Regions from separate parts of the Homo sapiens genome. Here region 2 is linked to region 1. The links are chromatin loops, found by intact Hi-C in ENCODE. Cell type or tissue: mesothelial cell of epicardium. All regions are shown on one strand. Each heading gives the region's core, and the rest is flanking DNA. Links, peaks and the distances in the headings are about the cores only. Region 1 has its middle 220 kb from the start of LINC02305. Region 2 has its middle 98 kb from the start of LINC02305.

Region 1 (7,846 bases), core at 1,275-6,274:
ACGGTTAATGCAGATACCTTAGCAAAGAGTTATATCAGGGTTTAAAATTGCAATCATTTATCTAAAAAGTAAAGCATGCAAAATAATTTTCATTCTGTACGTGGCAACACTTGTAAGGAAGCTCAAAACCATTATAAATCATATGGGAAAAATAACCTTTACCTTTTGAGGTAGAAATACTAATGGGTGCATTTTATCTATTTAGATTATAATGACAAACTAAGATTATTTTGGTTGCGAATTAGAAAAAAAGTCAATCAAACTGGCTTAGGTCAAAGAATAAAATTTATTGGTTTATGTCATTGTAAGGTCCAGTGGTGAATAACATTCAGGTAAAGTTTGATCAAATGACTGAAATGGTTTTTCTCAAGGCTTAGATCTTCCCATTTCTGTCTCTCTGTTGACTTCATTCATTCTGTTGAGTAAAACTGGCTAGAGCAAACATTTTTGTACTGTTCCTGACCTTAGGGGAAAATAGCTTTTACTTGGTGGCATCAATGCTCTAGGCCTGTATCATTTTTATGGCCAGCCACCCCTGAAGAAAGAGGTATAATTCTTCCTCTAGAACAGTGGTTCTAGATTGGGGACAATTTTGCTCTGTAAGAGACATTTGGCAATGTCTGCACGTATGATATTTGTCACAACTGAGACATGAAGCTACCTGAATGAGTAGTGTATTCAAATCCTCTGCTCATTTTAAAAACTTGATTATTTGCCTGTTAATTGGATTGTTCATGTCAAGTTGCAGGAATACTTTACTAGGATATTTTGGATATGAGAACTTTATATGATTTGCAAATATTTTATCACATTTTATAGGTTATCTTTTGATACAGAACATTTTTAAATGTTGATAAATAATTTATCTATTTGTTCCTACTTAATCTAAGGTCACAAGGATTTATAGCTATGCTTCCTCCTAAGTGTTTTATAATTCTAGAGGATCCATTTAGGTTATCGTCCCATTTTGAGTTAATTTTTGATGGATACACTACAAGCCCTGAGTTTGCTACTACACAATATGTAACAAAATTTACCTGTATTCTATAAATATATACAAATAAAGTTTAAAGGGTATGACATAAAAAATGTGGGGTAGGAATACAAATTTATGCTTTGGCATATGAATATTCAATAGTCTAATTAGCATTTGCTGACATGACTAATTCTTTCCCTATTTAATTTTCTTAATTCTCCTGTTGATCTAAAGATTCATGGGTTTATATGACTGTACTCTCCACTCTATTCATTAATCTATATATCTATCTTTATGTCAGTACCACACTACTTTAATTACTGTAGCTTTGTAGTATGTTTTGAAATTAAGAATTGTGAGTCAACTTTATTCTTTTGTTTGGAATGTTTTGACTTCTTGCATTTATACAGGAATTTTAAGATCATTGTATCTATTTCTGCAAACAGGTAGTTAGAATGTTGATGCTGATTAAATTCATTAAATAAATTTAGGGAATACTGATACTTTAATAATACTAAACCTTCCAATCAATAAATCTAGACATATTTCTATTTATTTAGCTCCTCTTAAATTCTATTAGCACTACCTGATAGTTTTCAGTGTACCATGCTTGCACTTCCTTGGTTAAATTCATTACTAAGTATTTTATTCTTTTTGCTGCTACTGTAAATGAAATCATTTTGTTAATTTCAACTTTGGCTTGTTCACTTTTAGTGTATAGCTATAGAATGGATTTTGATGTATTGACCTTGTATCTCACAACTCTGCTGACTGATTTTTTTAACATGTGGATTTGTTAGAATTTTCTATGTGTATAATTATGTTAGCTACAAGTAGAGATGGTTTTATTTCTTCCTTTCCAATTTAGATTCCTTTTTTCATTTTCCTGATTTAATTGCTTCTGGTTAGAATTTCTGATATGATGTTGAATAAAAGTGGCTAGAGCAAACATCCTTGTACTGTTCCTCATCTTAAGGGGGAAGCTTTGGGTCTTTCACAATTAAGTATGAGGGAGTCTTTTACAATTAGGCATCATACCATTATCAAGTTGAGGAAATTTCCTGCTATTCATAGTGTGTTGAGTGTTTTTATCATGAAAAGGTATCACACTTTATCAAAATCTTTTCTGCATTTATTGAGTTGACATGTATATGTGTGTGTTTCCTTTATTCTAGTGATATGGAATTATACTGATCAATTTTCCAATTTTGAATTTCTGTGATAAATTTCACTTGGTCATGGTGTATAATCCTTTCATATGTTGCTGAATTAGGTATTCTATTGAGGATTCTGTTCTATTCTATTAGGGATCATTGCATCTATATTTATATGGGATATCAGATTGTATTTTTCTTTTCTTGGGATATCTTTGCCTGGCTTTGGTATCAGAGTGATGTCGACCTCACAGATTGAGTTAGCAAGTATACCCTTCTGTTCTATTTTATTTTTTGAAGAGTTTGTACACGATCGGTGTGAGTTTCTCCTTAACATTTGGTGGAATTGACCATTGAAACCTTCTGGTTCTAGGCATTGTTTTGTTACTGTTTTGGTTAAAAGTTTTTTGATTACTGAGTCATTCTTTTGATTGTTATGTGTCTATTCTATTTTCTGTTTTTCAGTCAGTTTCAGTTGAGTGTATGTTTATAGGAATTTTTCTTGTACTGGAACTAATGAGGTTGGCTGTTACTTTTAAGTCTACCACTGAGCTGGGAAGTGAGGAATAGGACAATGGATAATTGAAACAGCATAAAGCTTATTATTTTTTCTGCACTTCAGTAATTTTTATTAAGTGTTTTCAAGTTGCTTTTACTAAATTTCAGAGTCTCAAAGAGTCAATTCTGATGGATTTTCCAGAATTTTAGTTGCTGTTACGAAAGGGTAGATTTTGGAATTCCATACCTCACAATATTTACTGATGGCACTCTGTAATATTTTATTAAATCTATACTTTATTTCATTTCAGTTATGAGTTTTATTTTTAATTTTTTTGAGGCAGGGTCTCACTCTGTCACCCAGGCTTGTGTGCAGTGGTGTAATCTCTGCTTACTACAGCCTCGACCTCCTGGGCTCAAGCAATCCTCCAACCTCAGCTTCCCAAGTAGCTGGGACTACAGGTGCACACCACCATATCTGGCTAATTTTTATTCTTTTTGTAGAGACAGGATTTTCCATATTGCCCAGGCTGGTCTTGAACTGAGATCAAGCAATTCTCCCACCTCAGTCTCCCAACATACTGGGGTTACAGGTGTGAGCCACTGCATTTCACCTCAATGACCTTTAAAACATGCCAAATCTCCTTGTTTATCAGACAAAATTACTTTTTACTTCTTCCACAAATTTCTTTTAACATATTTGTGATATACCTTTAAAATTGGCCCTATTTTAATTATATCTATAATATAAACTGAGTAATTAAGGTATGTTTAATCTCACTTTGAGTTACAGAAAGCAAAATAACAGAAACCGTGACAGACATAAAAGAGAGTTTTTGGAAATATTTTAAATTTCTGGACATGGGGGACCTGATTTAGTCAATGGAAAAAGCCACACAACTACAGTATAGATTTGCTTGCAATTATTTTTACATGTATGTTTCAATAGCTATGTGGCTTAAATTAAAATTTGGTTTTCTCCTAAGATTTATTGTTATATAATTGTTTTTTCCCACATCATCCACAAATACTTAAGGAGTAGCATTGTGTATCATTTCACTTCTTTTTTCCTTCTGGATGTTCTTATCAAATGTAAATGAAACATAGCAGGAACAAAGAGGTAGGTGTACATTAGAAAATTGTAAGATTTACTTCTCCTTTCTTCTGGAATAACAATTCAAAACTGTGTTTTATTGGAAGGTGAGGGAGAGGATGGTTAATCACGAATTGAAACAGTATAGATATTTCTCATTCCTTTTAAATAATTTGATAGTATGTAATTGTTTGAATGTATTAGAGTGTATGCAACAATCTCGTGTGGATGAATATTTGTGTTATTCCCAAAATTTCACGTTTACAAATAACTTTTTACATGGGTTGTTCATATTTTTGCCATAATATTTTCATGATAAAGTCCGAGAACTGGGGGTTTCATTTGCCATTCCCATTAGCAATTTTGAGAACACCCATTTTTCTAGCATTTCTTTAAAGAGCATGCTGACAAGCTTTTAGATTTTGCCAATCTTAAATGTGAAGAATTACATCTCTGTAAAGATTTAATTGCATCTCAACATATGTTCATATCATTAAGTGTACTTTTAACATTGTCAGTCTCTGAATATTTTATTATTTTGGACAATATTCTTCCAAGGGTCTTTTTAAATCTTAATTGTTATTAGTTATTTATCTCAGATAAAAGTTACAGATATCTTCTTCCAGTTTGTTATTGTCTTTTGATTTTGCCTATGATGTTTCTGTCATGCAAAGCATTTTTCTTTTGTTTTTATGTAGGCACATTATCAGTATTTTATTTTTTAAAAATTTGTTTGAGACAAATTTAGAAAAGCCGAAATTTGACAAATTTAGAAAATGCCAGGTAACAAATACATTTACTCACGTTTACTTCTCATGCTTGTGCGATTTTATTTTTACATTTACATCACTGAAAGAGTTGGGGATTATTCTGTTACATGATTATAGATATAGATTCAATTTTTCTTTTTCCAAGTGGCTATACAGTTACCCAGTACCATTTATTAAAAAGTTTATATATTTTGAAGAATTTTGAAATGCGAATCTTATCATATGTTACGTTTTAAACTATTCTTTAATTTTTTTCTGAGTGTTTTACTCCATTTCATTCATGTGGTCATATGGTTCCATACTCCTTTAATTTTAGAGGATTTACAGAGTGTATAAATATCTGGTAAAACTAATCTCCCCATCATTACTTTATTTTTCATGACCTGTCTGCCAAATACTAATCTTTGAATTACAGCAGGTAGTAAAAATAGAAAAATTTCTGTGATTTGAAGTTTACTACAATAAGCATTTACTTACCAGAGTTTACAGATGACTTTATTGTTCTGCCACTGGAACTTACCACACACATAGTGAATTACTAATTTATTATCACAGCATATTTGTTAAGACCACAGCATCCACAGTCACATTCCCTGGTGTATCCAAGCTCCAACTATTACCAACAGTGAAATTATGGGCAGGTTACACTATCTAAGCCTCAGTTCCACTTATGTTAAAAGAGAAAAAAAGTAAAACTACAGCCTAATGCTGGAGTGAATGTTAAAATAGAAAATGTATGGTAATAGCTAGTAGAGTCACTGGTAAATCAAGAACTCTCAATAAAATTAATAACTCGTAGACTTGGCATACAACATTTTTCTCTTTAAAATATTGTGAGAATAGAATTTAGTTACTTTTATAACAGCTTATTTATATACACCAAATCTCCAAAAATTATTGACAACATTCTCCAAAATTAGGGACTCTCAAATCATCTTATCTAATAACAAATTTACAGAAAACAAAACTGAAGTCTGGAGAGATGTGTGATTTGCCAAGCTCCTACAGAAAAGTAATGACAACATCAGAGAGAAAATCCAGTTTTTTTCAGTTTTCCCTTCTTCCTTTCATAAGTTGTGAGAAGGACCAGATGGTACATAAATTATTTTTTCAATCTCATAATTTAATTAAAATGCAGCTATGTTTGTCTTCTCATAAAGAAGCTGACCTTTGTAATACTTCAGTTTTAAACTCTTATTTTCACATTCCCCATGGTTGTTTTTTTTCCCCACTTTATTCTACTTCATGATTAATATGAAGCTGGAGGGTTTAGCTAAAATGGTTAGAATTTATCCACTCAAACTGTATCACCGGTAATAAAACCTGGATCCTTTCCTAGCGTTTATTGAAGTTTCAGCTTTGCACTAACAGTTTAAACACTCTTCAGCTGGACACATGCTAGTTCAATACAGTTTATCTTGATGTTGGCTGATGAAGTATAAAAAAATTCATTAATTCATTACATCACATATTCTAGCCTATCTTTGTTCTGTCCAGAACATCTGGAGTGATAAACTTTGAACACCAAAAGCCAGATTGGCTTAATCAAACGAGCTGTGTCATTGTTCCTGCAATAGACACTGGTCCATGTAAAGCTGGATATACAACATGGCACATTTCAGAGTACACTGAGTATGGTTTTACATATAATAAGTGTTTACCTCTAAATACAAATTAGTGTCTCCCTGGACAATTAGGAATCGCCAGTGGAGGATTCCTTTCTCATTGACACTTTGTATAGATTCTCAAGTAGTGAAAGTAGAAGGGAAACCTAAAATTGGTACCCAACCTCAAGTCTCTTTCATCATGAGTATAAAAATCAATTGTTAAAGGGGTTTCTGTATTAGACTGTTCTTGCATTGCTATAAAAAATACCTGAGTCTACGTAATTTATAAATAAAAGAAGTTTAATTGGCTCATAGTTCTGAAGGCTATACAATCAGCATAGAAACTTCTGTTTCTGGGGAGGCCTCTGGAAACTTACAGTCATGATGTAAGGTGAAGGGGAAACAAACACATCTTACATGGCTGAAGCGGGAGGAAGGGCTGTTGTGGGAGGAGGTGTTACACACTTTTAAACAACCAGATCTTGTGAGAACTCTATTGCAAAACAGCACCAAAGGAATGCTGCTAAACCATTTATGAAGGATCCACCCTCACGATCCAATCACCTCCTACCAGGCCCCACCTCCAACACTGGTGATTGCAATTGAAAATGAGATTTGAGCGGGGACACAAATCCAAACGATATCGGATTCTTAGTCCATTTTCTGTTGCTTATAACAGAACAGCTGACTCTGGGCAATTTATAAAGAAACAAAATTTATTTCTTACAGAATGAGGCTGGAGAGTCCAAGGTTGAGGTTGCATATCTGGTGAGAACCTTCTTCCTCGTAGGGACCTTCTGTAGTGTCCAGAGGCAGCACAGGGCATGACGTGGTGAGGAGGCTGATGCAAGCTCAGGTCTTGCTTCTTACTCAGCCACAAATCCCATTCCTATAATAACTCATTAATCCATTAATCCATTACCCCATTAATCCATTCACTAGGTCAGAGCCCTCAGGATCCAATCATCTCTTAAAGCCCGTTCTCTCAATATTGCCACATTGGGGATTGAAATTCACCATGAGGTTTTGAAGAGGGCAAATATTCAAATCACAGCAAAGGGTAAGTCACTGGAAGATAAAATTAAAAGGTAAATAGTATTTGGGAGGTTTTTCATATTAAGCATCCATCCTTCAGTAACACCTTACCTTGATTGTGATATACAGATTAGATCAGATAAAATGCATGGCTAAGACATTGCTGGTGATTTCACTGAAAAAGAGAATGACAAGCAGCTGGACTTGCTTAAAATACAGATTCCCAGGCTCTCTCTAATCATTTAAAATTATTAGATTGTGGAAGTATCTTGGGAATTCAAATCTTTATAACCACTCTTAAGTGACTCTAACACATTTGGTCCACACAGCACACTCTTGGGGGAGGGAGGCATTTTATGAACATCATGATGGTGAAAGACTGGATACAATATATGGACACAGAACTATGCAGAGACTTCATGGTTTGCTCAGGATCCATCGAGAATTATTTTAGCAGTGAAGTGACACCCTTCCTATAAGGCTGTGGTTACCAACCCCAACTGCATATGAAAATGATCTGTAAGAATTAATATAAAGCAATCTTTTTTTAGCACTGTTAGAAAACAAAATCCTACCTAGGGTGCACCCCTGGAGATTCTGTTGTAGTGGGCTCTGATGAACATCTAGACTTGAAAAGGACCAAAGACCAGAACAAGTCTGAGACTTTTTCTGTTTCCATTTAAAAATATAAATCACTGTAAGTCTCCATCCAA
Region 2 (7,846 bases), core at 1,111-6,110, 120 kb after region 1:
TTGTTCGGTCAAATGCCTGTGATTTTTTTTCTAACAGAAGACCTGTGGTAATGCATACACATATTTCTTAACAGAGCTATGTTGTAGGTCTATTTATGATCATTGACAGGAAAATCAAAAGAAAATGGGGAAGCAAAGGGCTTCATTTCTACAATATTGTGTTACTTCTACAGGAAAAAATGCAATACTTGATCTTAGTCAAAAGGCAGAGAAGCAATACCAGAAGAAAAATACTAAAAGCAGTATAATGTAATTTGTATACATATGAAAACGTCAATGTAAAGTCAAATTGGCCTACATATACAATTTTATACACACATTTTGAAAGGGTGACTCCTTCCAATATTAAATAACATTTTCAAAGACTATCACTGGAGAACTACCGCTTGAATAATTCGTAGGAGATTTTCTAAAAGGTATTTTCTCAAATTAACTTTCACACTAGCATCTTTTAAATGAACTAAATGACCAAAATGATTTAATCTAGTCATTAATTCAGAAGAAATTTATTACAATTCTCCAGCAAGTGGATATAGGTACTTATCCTTGGCATGAGTTTCACTGCTGCATGTTGCTGACTTCTGTGTACCATCTAATAAATGTTGGAGAGCTCTGTCAACCTGTCACCAAACTTGTGTGGCCCTAGAGTTTGACGAATAATGCAATTATTCACTCACAGCAACTGCCTCCAAACAGGGAGGCATGTACCTGCAGAATAAGTCAACTTATTAGTTCTATCCATCACATTACTCTTTCCTAACTAAAGTATTCTGAAATAGTATTTCTCAAATTTAAGTTATCCACGTATTACCTATACTGTTTCACCACCTGTAGCATTTCATTCATATTTTCATTAAGTCAACTAATGCTAAAAAACATGTGCTGATAATGCTTGTTTCACACTAATGTAATCACATAAATATTAAAACAAAATAATTTTATATTTGCACTGTTGGAAATAATCTTTCATGCTTTCTATCATGTTTTGAAATATACAGGCCCCAAATTATAATTGGCAATAAAGTAAGATTATTCTCAAATCCATGTTGAGGTCACACTCAGCTGTATGCCTGTGTCGTTGTTTGTGAAAATCATTTAACAAATGTACTCAAAAGAAGTGTGTTGAGTCCCTGAACTGGAAGGGAGTATTCCCACGGTAGAGTCGCAGGAGGACATGGCTTAGTGCCCAATTTCACATAGCTTACAAAACATCAAATTACTATGTGACAAGAAACTAGGAAAGCATAGATAAAGTTATAAAGAAATACAGAATAAGGAAACATACTTCTCATTGGAGAATAAGAAAAGAATTCAGGAGTAGTTTCTCCAGGGCCTTTAAATGACAGAGTAAACATTTAGTCTTATAAATATGATGAGAATGAGGTAGTGAAGGGGGATGATGTTTCTGAAAGATATTTCTGATGGTAGAAAAAGCATTCATAAAGAAAGTGACAAAAAACTTGCTAGGCAGGATCAGGAGACTGCAAATATCTCTTAGAGTACATGGTACAAGAGTCTGGCTTAGTGGGGAAGAAAGTATATGTGGTGTTGGTGTTGAAAAAGAAATACTTTAAATGGCAGTATAGGGGATTTGGAATTCTGCAGTAAGGGATTGTGAGCATGTAACTGTTGCATACATATATATTAACTTAGTGTAATGCATAATGTGTTGTCATTATAAAATATTTATCATCATTTATCACTGCTATTATAATAGAATGTATTATTATATTTGTAGTATTACTGATGTGATCTATTATGTTACTAATATCTGTATAGTATTTCATACATCTGTGCATATATGTATGTATATGTCTATACAAACATATGCACATATCATCGCCATTTTGCAAAAGATGCATAATGTGAACCAAAAAGAGAAAGCACACTGCGATATGTACTTTGTTATGATAAGTTACAAACCTGAAAACTGACCATCAGAAACATCATCACTTTCTAATGTCACAGAACTACAATTCATACTCTTGTCTATGATGACTCAACCTATGCTTCTGAGCAATACAATTTTTCATGGCATAAATTGAATAGGTAAACAACTTTCTATTTAGATTCCTCAGGTGGCTTAATCCTCTTTTCATGGGTTAGAAATATATTATCTCAGAACAAACACACTGTCTCTCTAACTCCAGAGTCATAAAATTGCCATTGATAACCAGTATAAAAAAAATCTATTACACTAAGGGTTGCTGCCAGAACCAGAACTAGTACATATAGCCTCTAGCTAGCTGGGTGCTTTACTAAAGGCACAGTTTTACTGAACCTCAGTTTCTTCATTTCTAATATCAGCATCTTTGAACTCAATCACTTTAAGAATCTTTGCCAAATCTATAAAATTATGATGATGTATTTAGCACCAGCAGGAAATGTGGACCTTAGTCATTTTATCATGTTCTTGACATCAGGGTTTAGTAGTACCATTTAAAAAATAAAATTAAATAATTAGATTATTTTATAGACCATTATTATTTTTGAGAAATCATCTTTGTTGTGTTTAAATTTTGACGTACTAAAAAGTGAAAATAAAAAAATTCATTGGTTCAGACCACAGATCACTTCCTGCCATTGTGATCTTGATTAAGGTATCTACAGATTGCTTGAATTCCAGCTTCTGCATCTGTGAATGTGGAATAATAAGAATTAAAAATAATGTATTTGAGACACTAGCCATATATCTGGCACTCAGCATAAAAGGAAAAATATAGCATGCTGTTTAAGAGCACAGGTTTAGGCATCAAACAGACCTGGTTCTATAACCTTGAAGGCATATTACTTAACCTCTCTAAGACTTTAAAACAGGGACTATAATAATACTTCATAGTGTGATAATGGAAAATGGAGAAAATATTACATTAAAAACTACTTGGCACAGTGCTTCATACATAATATACATATATATTTATAATATATAAATAAATTTATTTTATTTATTTATAATCTATATATTTATTTATAATGTATAATTCTATTTATATAATTTATATACCATTTATATAATAAATAACTATTTAAGAATAATTAATAATTTAAACTAATTTTAAATAATTGGTAACAACTATAATTGTTAATAACTCTAATAATAATAAATAATTGTTACTCTTACTATTGTTCCATTAGAGGCACATATGACTATGATATTAATATGTTTGCTATTTGAAATATGTAATTTTAAATACTAGTTGATTTTCAATTTTGAAATGGGTATGCATTTATGGTAACAAAACCCACGGAGTACTTTTTCCCGTAATGCACTAACACTGGCCACTGAAAGTCAGGTACCAAGTACAGAGTTTCCCCAGACAGTAAGGAGTCATTGAAATTTCTTTTCACTTTTCATTTAAGAGGTAAATAGACTTACTAAAGTCACCAAACTAAGCCATTACCAAGAAACATTTATTATAAGATGCGATTAAACAGTATGACACAGAGAGAGAGAGAAAGCAATAATTTTTTTTAGTTTTATTTTTAAACGGCCTGGGAAAAACAATATCACAAACCCATAATTTAGTCATTATTTATGAAAGCTAAGAAAAGAGACCTATTCTGTCTTCCAATTGTAAAAACACGAGCACACATTCCTTTACATAAAGTTACAGTGTCTAAACACAAAATGTTAAAATACGCATTAGAATTCATTTATAATGATTAGTAGTTTGAGTAGGGAGCAAAGTCTTTCTGGTATCATTTTTCTTAAAATACCGGTCTATTTCATTATTTAATCAGAACCACAAGCGTATTCATTTTCAGGGTAAGATAGCTGGTATTTTCTCCCTGTGTGACTATTCCCCAAGTTTATTTATTCTTGTCCTAATGAATGTCTTATCTGTTCTTTCCTAATCCTGCTGCACAGGAATGGTAAGGGATATCCGGCATGAGCGCCTTTTGACCTTAATTTTAAGTGCATTGCAGCATTCCTGAATGTCAAACCAGCGTGCCTTTCCACTTCTGTTCCTGAAATCCCATACCTAAAGTGTATCATGTTTGTCTGCTTTATTTGCCTCGGGACATAAATCCTGACCTTGTGAGCTACTGACTCTGCCATGCCCCTCTGCAGTTCCTAAAAGCTATTTCACCATAGGGAAAATGAGATAGAGTAAGAAAAATAAAGATTAAGATTACTTTTTAAATGAAGAAAAGGCAGATTAATAAGAAGCAATCATTCAGTCTTAGAATTATTTCTTTTATATGTGTGTATACACACACACACACACCTATGCACTTATTTAAATCACTGGGGTGTGTGTGTGTGTATATATATTTATATATAAATACGTACGATCCTCCCACAGCCCACAGTATCCATGGGGGATTGAACCAGGACCTCCCACAGATACCAAAATTTCAATTTCTTTATATAAAATAGCATGATATTTGCATATGATCTATGCACATCCTCCTGTATATTTTAAATCACCTCTAGATTACCTACAATACCTAATACAATGTAAGTGTCATGTAAGTAGTTGTTATCCTGTCTAAGGAATAATAACAAGAAAATAAGTCTGTACATGTTCATCCATGAGTTGAGCAGACGTGAAACCCACAGATAGCATTTTTTGAAATAAAAAAAAAAACCTCCATCAGAAGTAAGGGAAGAGATTGCATTTTAGCACAAAGCTATTACAAATTCCTGATCATTCTTCAAGTATTTTTTAGTGCTTGCTATTTGTATAATTAGTGCTCACCAGATTTTGGAGACACAGAGGTAATTAAAAGTGAGTCCTGCCTGCAAGACTCTTACAATCTAGTGGGGAATAGAACAATAAAATATAGGAAAATAAATAAATTTAATACGGAAATTACTCTAATAAAAGCATATTGCATATGGAAATATGGGAATTCAGCACTTAGAAATGCACACGAGTAAGCTTGAATGCATCAAAAACATTTCACAAAGCTGATATTTCAGTTGTTTACTGGAAGTCTGAGTTAGTCAAACAGGCAAAGGCAAAAGGATGCTGTAGAGAACCCCTAAGGATCTTTTTGATAGCTGGTGACAGAGATCCAAATATGATCCCCAGAATGCATTATTCAACATTTTCTCAGTTGGTCTCCAGAAGGGCTACTAAATAAGCCTTTTGAAACATAAGGCAAAAAAAAAAAAAAATTGTGTGACTTCTAAGCGTCCCAATCCATGGTGCCTTGGAGAACGGGCATGAGTATGAAACAAAGAGATAAATAACCGCCCAATGGAGGGATTTTGAAGGTGATTTATTTTTGCTCTGAGGAAACATACGATAGCTTCTGTAGGATGGAATGTTAATAAAGGGGTGTGGAGGTTTAAGCATGGAGCTTCTTTGGAGTTATTTTTCTCCTTTTTTGTAGTTCAGTCATGAAGTTTCCAGCATTAATATCAACATCACCACTAGTTTACAGGTATCTTGATTCACCATCCATGTATGTATAACATAAAACTAGCTCAGAAGCTATAAGTCACTGAGACAACAGGAATCTTAAAGCATAGTACTTAAAATTAAGAATATTAACTTCTCAATCTTGACTATTGACCATATTAGGATTAGTGTGGTTCCTTAATAGGGTTTCAGGAAATAGTCTCAAAGCACATTTGTCTCTTCTTCTTCAGGTAAAATACAAAGAAGAAGACAGATGTGAATATTTGTGGTGAGGAAAAAAGTTAAAAGCAAAAAACCAAAAACAAAATAACTTTTCTTGAATAGAAACAATTTTCAAAACTATTTAGTCTTCTGCTAGGACGTCAACATGTAGCACAAAGCTATTATTAAACACATTGTGTTTAAGTAAAGTCCCCCAAAATTATCATTGAAAGCATGAGTTTTCTTGAGAGTTTAATGGCTAAAGTATTACTTGAATGAATTGAACACCAAATGTAAGGAAAATATTTTAATTAATTTTAAACTTTATCTTAGAATTATATCATATTGCAAATATACTAGCTCCTACATAAAAGTCTTCCTTTATCTGTATAACAAAATCAAAATTCTTTATTATGCAAAAAACTCTTTATTGGCTGGATCCTGACTACATTCCCAGTCCCTCTTTTTTCTATTTCCCCACATTCATATAATATGTCTCTAATATGATGACCACCTTGAAATTCCCAAATTAACTGTGCATTTTCACATTTCCACATCTTTTTCTTTCTTTCTTTTTTTTTTTTTTTTTTTGGAGATGGAGTCTCGCTCTGTGACCAGGCTGCAATGCGGTGGCGCAATCTTGGTTCACTGGAATCTCCACCTCCCGAGTTCAAGCGATTCTCCTGCCTCAGCCTCCCAAGTTGCTGGGACTGCAGGCACGCACCACCACGCCCTGCTAATTTTTTGTATTTTAGTAAAGATGGGGTTTCACCATGTTGGCTAGGATGGTCTTGATCTCTTGACCTCGTGATCCTCCCGCCTTGGCCTCCCAAAGTGCCGGGATTACAGGCGTGAGACACCGCATCCGGCCACTTCCACATCTTTAAACTTACCCTTTGCTTAACTGAGAATGACTATCCCACCAGAAATAATACATCCCAACACCTTCACACAATGCCAAAAAAATGGGAAACTTTTCAAAATTATTTGTGAATTGGGAAAGTGAGGGAGCATTAGATTTGTATGCGTGTGTGCACGTGTGTGTGTGTGTGAGACAGAGACAGAGAGACAATTTCCAGATATTGTTCTAGTTTATGAAGAATGGCAAATTTAAATAATCGCTGAATTTGCAAGTGATGACTTAGATCTGAAATCTTGGAACTATGTCTTATATCTTCATCAGACTTATCTCTGTTATCCTCACTGGGTTGAGAGGATGTTTCAGTAGAGGAGAACTGAGGTAAAATGCAGTAGTCCTGCTAACAGTTTGAGACAGAATTTACATTTGGAATGAAGTAGAAGCTTTTGTTTACTTGCTTTGTTTTCCAAACCTAGAACTTGATGTTGTAAAGTTCTCATTCTCTTGTGTTTATTCCAATATCACTGTTGATTTGTAAAATTGTCTTGACTCTAAGAATACTAACAGGTCACAGTTGTTAGAGGTTTATAGTACACCAGGCACTGGAATATATTCATTATCACATGTAATATTCTTTAAAAATCCACCAGATTCAAAGTAGATACACAATTTATAAATGAGGTATGTAAGGCACAGAGATTCTAGATATGATGCACAAAGACACACAGCTGATAAGAGACAAAGCCAGAATTTTTTTTTTTCTTTGAGATGGAGTCTCGCTCTGTCACCCAGGCTGGAGTACAGTGGCATAATCTTGGCTCACTGCAACCTCCACTTCCTGGGTTCAAGCGATCCTCCTGCCTCAGCCTCCCGAGTAGCTGGGACTACAGGTGCGTGCCACCACACCCGGCTAATTTTTGTATTTGTACTAGCGATGGGGTTTTGCCATGTTGGCCAGGCTGGTCTCAAACTCCTGACCTCAGGCGGTCCGTCCACCTTGGCCTCCCAAAGTGCTGGGATTACAGACGTGAACCACCGTGCCCTGCCAAAGCCAGGATTTTAAAACATGAAGATCTCGGAGTCCTTGTTCTTCATTATTATACTACAATGTTCCTGTGTTTCTACTGTACTAACACAGTTTCCACTATGTTTTAGGCACATAACACAGAAACTTTATTAATATTATCTAATTTGATATTTACTACAATTTTGTTTACTATGTACAAGTCAAAATATAACTCACATAAATAAAGGCTCTTACCATAAGTCATGAGATTATTTATTAATTATCAAAATTAACTTTAGGTTTCTTTAACTTAGAAAACATATATATATATATATATATATATATATATATATATATATATATACATATAAATGAAAATATTGCGTTTTGGAAGAAAGATCAAATTAT

The links. A loop is a pair of places that touch in the nucleus more often than their neighbours do. Peaks named below come from ENCODE experiments on the same cell type or tissue, not always from the same donor. Only the 100,000 strongest peaks of a DNase experiment are listed, where the experiment ranks them.
Region 2: a loop joins it to region 1, with 24 times the contacts of the local background. A loop is called at or near these places in 1 of 110 quality-filtered maps.

Annotation. Positions count from the first base shown.
Region 1 is chr14:83,688,312-83,696,157 of GRCh38, forward strand. No RefSeq gene overlaps it. Among named protein-coding and RNA genes, the nearest start is that of LINC02305, 220 kb to the right of the region's middle. In mesothelial cell of epicardium, for the core only: no CTCF peak of the experiment used is centred there; no DNase peak of the experiment used is centred there.
Region 2 is chr14:83,813,055-83,820,900 of GRCh38, forward strand. No RefSeq gene overlaps it. Among named protein-coding and RNA genes, the nearest start is that of LINC02305, 98 kb to the right of the region's middle. In mesothelial cell of epicardium, for the core only: no CTCF peak of the experiment used is centred there; a DNase peak (open chromatin) is centred at 3,914.